Regions from separate parts of the Homo sapiens genome. Here region 2 is linked to region 1. Evidence: chromatin loops called from intact Hi-C (ENCODE). Cell type or tissue: IMR-90. All regions are shown on one strand. Links, peaks and the distances in the headings refer to the core of each region. The heading gives the core; the rest is flanking DNA.

The links. Peaks named below come from ENCODE experiments on the same cell type or tissue, not always from the same donor. Only the 100,000 strongest peaks of a DNase experiment are listed, where the experiment ranks them.
Region 2: it touches region 1 in a loop (2.0-fold over the local background); 3 of 110 quality-filtered maps call a loop at or near these places.

What each region holds. Positions count from the first base shown.
Region 1 is chr2:75,558,313-75,561,226 of GRCh38, reverse strand. EVA1A (eva-1 homolog A, regulator of programmed cell death) reads left to right here and starts at 288. Exons shown (of 4, transcript NM_001135032.2): 1 at 288-547. RefSeq lists a silencer at 279-338. In IMR-90, for the core only: a CTCF peak has its summit at 1,078; a DNase peak (open chromatin) is centred at 56; H3K4me3 peaks cover 1,498 bases; H3K27ac peaks cover 1,693 bases.
Region 2 is chr2:75,485,800-75,488,713 of GRCh38, reverse strand. No RefSeq gene overlaps it. Among named protein-coding and RNA genes, the nearest start is that of EVA1A-AS, 37 kb to the left of the region's middle. In IMR-90, for the core only: no CTCF peak of the experiment used is centred there; no DNase peak of the experiment used is centred there.

The DNA.
Region 1 (2,914 bases), core at 1-2,500:
AGGGGGAAAGCCTGGAGGACCGGGATAGGTTGGGGACTGCCGATGGGGAACCTCCCCGGTCCTGCGGACAGTCGGCAGCGCGGGGAGGCAGGCAGGAGTTGGGAGCGTGAACTAACTTGGCGCGGAGGGAGGTGCCGCACGCCGCAGCCGTTCAGGTTTCGCGTCTTGCGGGCGCCCACATGGGCCGCTGGCTTGCAGAAGGGGGCGGGGGAGAGGGAGGGCAGGTCCGGAGCCAAGCGGGTGGAGGAGGGGGGAGATCGAAGGAAATGAGACAACCTTTTCCTCCCACTGACTCGGGCTCCTGCAGCTTCTGCGGGGCTTGGCGCCGCCGTCCGTGAGCACCCAGGCCGGGACCCCACATCCCCAGGCCAGCCCTGACCCCGGCGGCCCCTCCGCCGGGATTCCTTTCCGAGGTACTGGTGCCGGCCCAAGACCCGGGCAGCGCTTTGTCGTGTCCGCCCCTCAGTGATCAGCTCCGGGTCCCCCTGCTCGGCCCCGCGCGCCCCAAGCGCAGTCCCCGGAAGTGCGCGCCGGGGCCCCAGCAAAGGTAAGAGGTGCCCGAGAGCGCTCCCTGAACTCTGGGGGCGCCCGGCATCCCCAGCGGGCTCCGGCTTCTCCGAAGCGCCCTCTTTTCGGAAACACCCAGAGCACTTCTGACCTGAAGCAGCTGCTTTGTTCCCAAGTCCCTGCCCAGGTGTTGTAGGCTGGGTCCCACAGGGAACTCTGCTTCCCAGCGCTTTCTTTTTTGCCTCCTCTTCCTCCCACTTTCCTGTTTCTTCTCTCGCCCCCCCTGCTTCTTTCTGGATAGAACAACTCTCAACTCCCTGCCTCTGCAGCCCAGCTTCGGAAAGCAGGTCGTTCCCAAATCTAGCGCTTCTCTCCTGTGCCTCTGGGAGCTGGGCTGAGCCTGACTGGCTTCTATCCCAAGCCTGCGCGGGGCGGACCTGCCAGAAATGTACGTGCTGCACCGTGGACTATTTACCTGGTTTGTTTCGGAGGCAGCCAACTCGCCGCGCGCATTTGGCGACCCCCAGGACCCCGAAAGCCGAGTGCATCAGGGAGTGAAAGGCTGTTGGCGCCCCCTAAAGTCCCAGTGGGACGCTTTGCTTTTGGAGAGGGGCGCGCAGACAGTCCACGCTGCTCTATCTGGGAGGTCTGCGTGGGGGTCCCCACCCCTACTATTGAGGGGTAAGGGGAGGTGTTGGCACGCAGTACGGAGCGCGTTGGGACATGGAGGAAATGAGGATGTCCTGGAAGGAGAGGAGTGCCAACCACATCGTGCTGGCTTGCCATGTTGTTCTTATTAACTGCCTGAGTTCTCATAACAAGCCTGTGTGTAGGGACTCTTACCCCTATTTTACAAACGGGCAAAATGAGATGGGGCCACACAGCTAGCTAGGAAAGGGCCCAGCCAGGATTTGGGTCCTAGCTGGTCTATACCACACATACACTTCAAGTCCAGCCCTACAGAAGATTCTTCTTTTTAGTCTGAGCAAGAACCGTCCCCCCAACTCCCCCGCCCCCCCCCCACCTCCTTTCTCATAGTACAAGGGACCAGGCTTTTTCCGTTTTGACCTAATATACCTTGATTATATTCAAACCCAAACTACTTATTATCTACTGTCCTCTGAGTTCAGCGGCAAGCACTGAGGTTTCACCTTTGAATCTTATTAATTCATCCCCTTCTTGTCATCCAGTCTGTCACGAAATGTGTAATACTGTTCAGAAGGCTGGCTTGAATCTCCTTTCCATAAAGGCAGTCAAGCGCAGTGGCTAAGAGCCCGGGCCCTGGAGTGAGACCACCAGCTTGAATCCTGGCTGGGGCCTTCCTGTACCTTTCTGTAGCTGGATTTCCTCATCTGTAAAGCAGGGATGCTAGGGCTTAAAGTAATGGTTTTCAACGGAATTTTGATTTTACTTCCCAAGTGACATCCAGCAATGTCTGGAGACATATTTGGCTGTCATCATGTAAGTAGAAGAGGATCTTATTCATCTGGTGGGTAGAGGCCAGGGATGCTGCCACATCCTGTATTGCACAAGACATCTCCCCCCTCCCCCACTCCGCTTCCAAGATTTAAGAATTATCTAGCCTAAAATGTTAATAGTGCTGAGGTTGAGAAGCCCAGGTTTAATGTTTCACTTCATGAAGAGTGCCATTATTTCCAGCTCTCATCCTTTTATCTGCTCTAGTTTGGCTGATTATACCAGTCTCTGTCCCAGTCTTTCCCTCCATTCCAGTGCCAGAATTCTGTTGCCAAATCCACAGCAGGTCATGCGGCTATATTGCCTTAGCACCCTTGTTGGTCCCCTATTGCTAGCAGAAGGGATGGGAATTGGGAATCTGCAGGTGTTTTACAAGCACTGAAGGTAATTCCTCTGCATGTTAAAGTTTGAAAATCACTGTCTTTACAGAATAAAATGTAACCCCCGACCTTGTACACATGGCTCTTCACAACTGGCCTCACCTTATGCCACTTCGTCAATGTTCCTGACATTCCCCCAACCCACTATTCTTTTGGTATTCTAGGTCCTGACTTTTTGGAATGCCCTTCTTCCTCCTTGGCTGGCAATCAATCTTTGAGACTAGAAGTTAAGTCTCCTTTTGGGTGAAGCATCATTCTTCAGTTCCTACAGACCATTTTGTTGCTCCCTGCCCTGCCCCAGGTTGGGGGAAAGCCTCAGCCTCAGCCTCAGCCTCCCCTCTCCCCTCCTTTTTTTTAAAAAATAAATATGTATCTCTTGCAGTATTTTGTTTATCTCTCCCCTGGTCTTACATACTTAGAATCTAGCTTAGTGCCGTCGATGCTCACAGTGATGGTTTCAGGCTTTGGCGTCAGGCTTCTTGCGTTCAAATCTCAGTTCTGCCGCTTATTAACTCTGTTAAAAGTTAATTACTTGACCTTGGTCAAGTTGA
Region 2 (2,914 bases), core at 99-2,598, 73 kb after region 1:
CTGCTGCAGCTCCATCACCTGCCCCTCCTTGCTCATTCCTTTACGTTCTGATAATATCAAATTGCTTATAGTTCTCTTCTACACTTTTTATCCCAATTGTTGCTTCTGTCTAAAATACATTTCCTTCTTTCTCCCACTTTTCTACCTATCCTCAAGGCTCAGCACAAGTGTTTCCTCTACCAGGAAGCCTTCCAAGACTTCTCCAGGCTGGGCTAAGTATTGTCCTCTAAGTTTCCACATATCCTGTGCTTGTTATGCCCCTTGTTCCTACTATACTGTTGTGAAATTGTTCACTTGTGCCTCAAAGGCAGGGAGTCTGCCTTGTTATTGGGTCCCAGCTGGATGCACACATCACATGCTTTCAGCAACTATTTGTTGAACTGTGGTAAAGACTACATTGTATTCACCAAACCCTGTTCTCTCTGCCTTCTGGACACGTAGATGGACTATATTTCCAAGACACTATTTTGGGTAGATGTGGCTGTATGACAGAGTTTTGCCAGTGGAAGATGGCAGGCCTACCTAATTGACATTTGCCATTTCAATGTTGGTTGGCTCATATGATCTTCTATCCTCTCTGCTGGCTGGATGCAGAAGATTCAGAAAAGAATTCTGAGGCTCTAGATGATGGTGGAGCCACAAAATGGAAGAAGCCTGGGTTTCTGAATGACCACATAGTGGGCCACTCACTGTCCAGGAACATCCACATTGTATTTTGTGTTAGGAGAGAGAGGCTGATGAAATACAACCCTGAAATGAGGGCTGGGAGGGCTCTTGAAGTCTCTGCTTCCAACTCTGTCTTCAGACAGGCTTATTCCTAACTCATTGTTCATTAGTAAAATTGATCCTAAAACTTCAAAGGGAATTCTATGGAGCAGAGTAACCCTCTTTAGGTAAGCATTTTCCTTTACTACTTTTAACTTCTTATGCTTCAGTTGGAGTTACCTTATGTTCAGGAAGGATATTCATTCATCTCCCCTTATAATAATTCACAATAATGAATATTCAAAGTTAACATGTTTCTTGTCTTTTTGTTCCTTGTGCTGAATAGTTTCTAATTTATTTATATGCTTTTCATGGTACTTCTCCCCTTTTATTCTAATATTTTATTTACATATATACATATATTCTACTTTGTTGAAGTAAAGTGAGTCAGGCAATACCTTCCACCTATTATCATAACTGTCACAAAACCTTCAATATCATGCTTATCAGAGTGACAGTTCTGATAAAGGCAGCTAAACTCATCATTCTAATCAGCTTTGAGCAGAGCAAAATTAGCCTTGTTTCCCATGTCTTTCCTTATCTTCTCGACCAATGTTGAGATTGCACAAATTGTAAAATGAACTCCTCTGAAAAATTGTGATCAGATATGGGGTGTCAATCTTTTAATTGTTTGCCAACCTGTATTATTCTGTTTTCACACTCCTAAAAAGAAATACCTGAGATTGGATAATTTATACTGGAAAGAGGTTTAAGTGACTCATAGTTCCACATGGCTGGGGAAGCTTCAGAAAACTTACAATCATGGCAGAAGGGGAAGCAGGCATATCTTACATGACAGCAGGTGAGAAAGTGATTGTGACCTTTGCTGCAGTTTGCAATAAATTCCTCATCTCCATGTGAGCCCATCTCATCCTGGATTTCATTATCCACAGGACTATCAGCATTTTGGCCAACACCATTCAACAAATCTTTAGGAAGGGCCAAACTTTCCTACATCTTCCTATATTCTTCTGAGCTCTCCAAACTCTTCCAATCTCTGCCCATTACCCAGTTCCAAAGTCACTTCCACATTTTCGAGTATCTTTATAGCAATGCCCCACTCCCGGTACCAATTTACTGTATTAGTCCATTTTCACACTGCTATAAAGAGATACCCAAGACTGGGTAATTTATGAAGGAAAGAGGCTTAATTGACTCATAGTTCTGTATGGCTGGGGAGGTCCCAGGAAACTTATAATCATGGCAGAAGGGGAAGAGGCAGATCTTACACGGTGGCAGATGAGAGACAGCATGTGTCAGCACAGGAAAAACTACCATTTATAAAGCCATCAGATCTCGTGAGAATTAGCTCACTATCTTGAGAACAGCATGTGGGGAACTGCCCCCATAATCCAACCACTTCTCTCCCTCCACACATGGGGATTACAGGTCCCTCCCTTGACAGGTAGGGATTACAATTCAAGATGAGATTTGGGTGGGGACACAGAGCCATACCATATCACAGCCCAAATCAGTATATATCAGGATACATTCCTTGTCATAAATATTAAATTTAACATTAAAAATAGCACCAAAAGTATCAACCTTCAAAGTGATAGTCTTCCCATGTCAACAGCAAATTTGAAAATTTATGGCTTTTTTGTTAATTTTAAAGATATGAATTTCTTTTTCACCCTGGAATAAGAATATCCTTCTTTCTTTTTCCAGATAGAGTCAATTCTTCCTTTGTGTCCCCACTGCTCCTTGCCACTTACACTGTATGTGATTTTTCTGTACCTGTCTTTGTCCCCTAATCTCTGAGCCCCTGACAGCTATACTGTATCTTACTCACCTCTGATTTCTCAGTGTGCATGCAGGACCTGTTTCATAGTAGTGTCTCCTCAAATGTTTTTTGAGTTAATAAAGTAATGCATAAAGTCTCAGAGAATTTGAAATACAGCCCATTGAAGCATGCTGTTCCATAGATCCCCAAGGCATTGATTGTTTGTGATGAAGATAATTTTCTTAAGTGTGTGAAGGTCTCTTTTATCTGATTTCATTTATTCTTTCCTCTACCATTAATCATTTCCTTGTCTCTTTCAATTTTAGAGTCTCTCCCATCTCTCCTACATTAATTTAGACGTGGCTGTGTGATAGAGCTTGCAGTTCATTTTTTCAAGTTCAATTTAGCACTCAGAATGTTACAAAA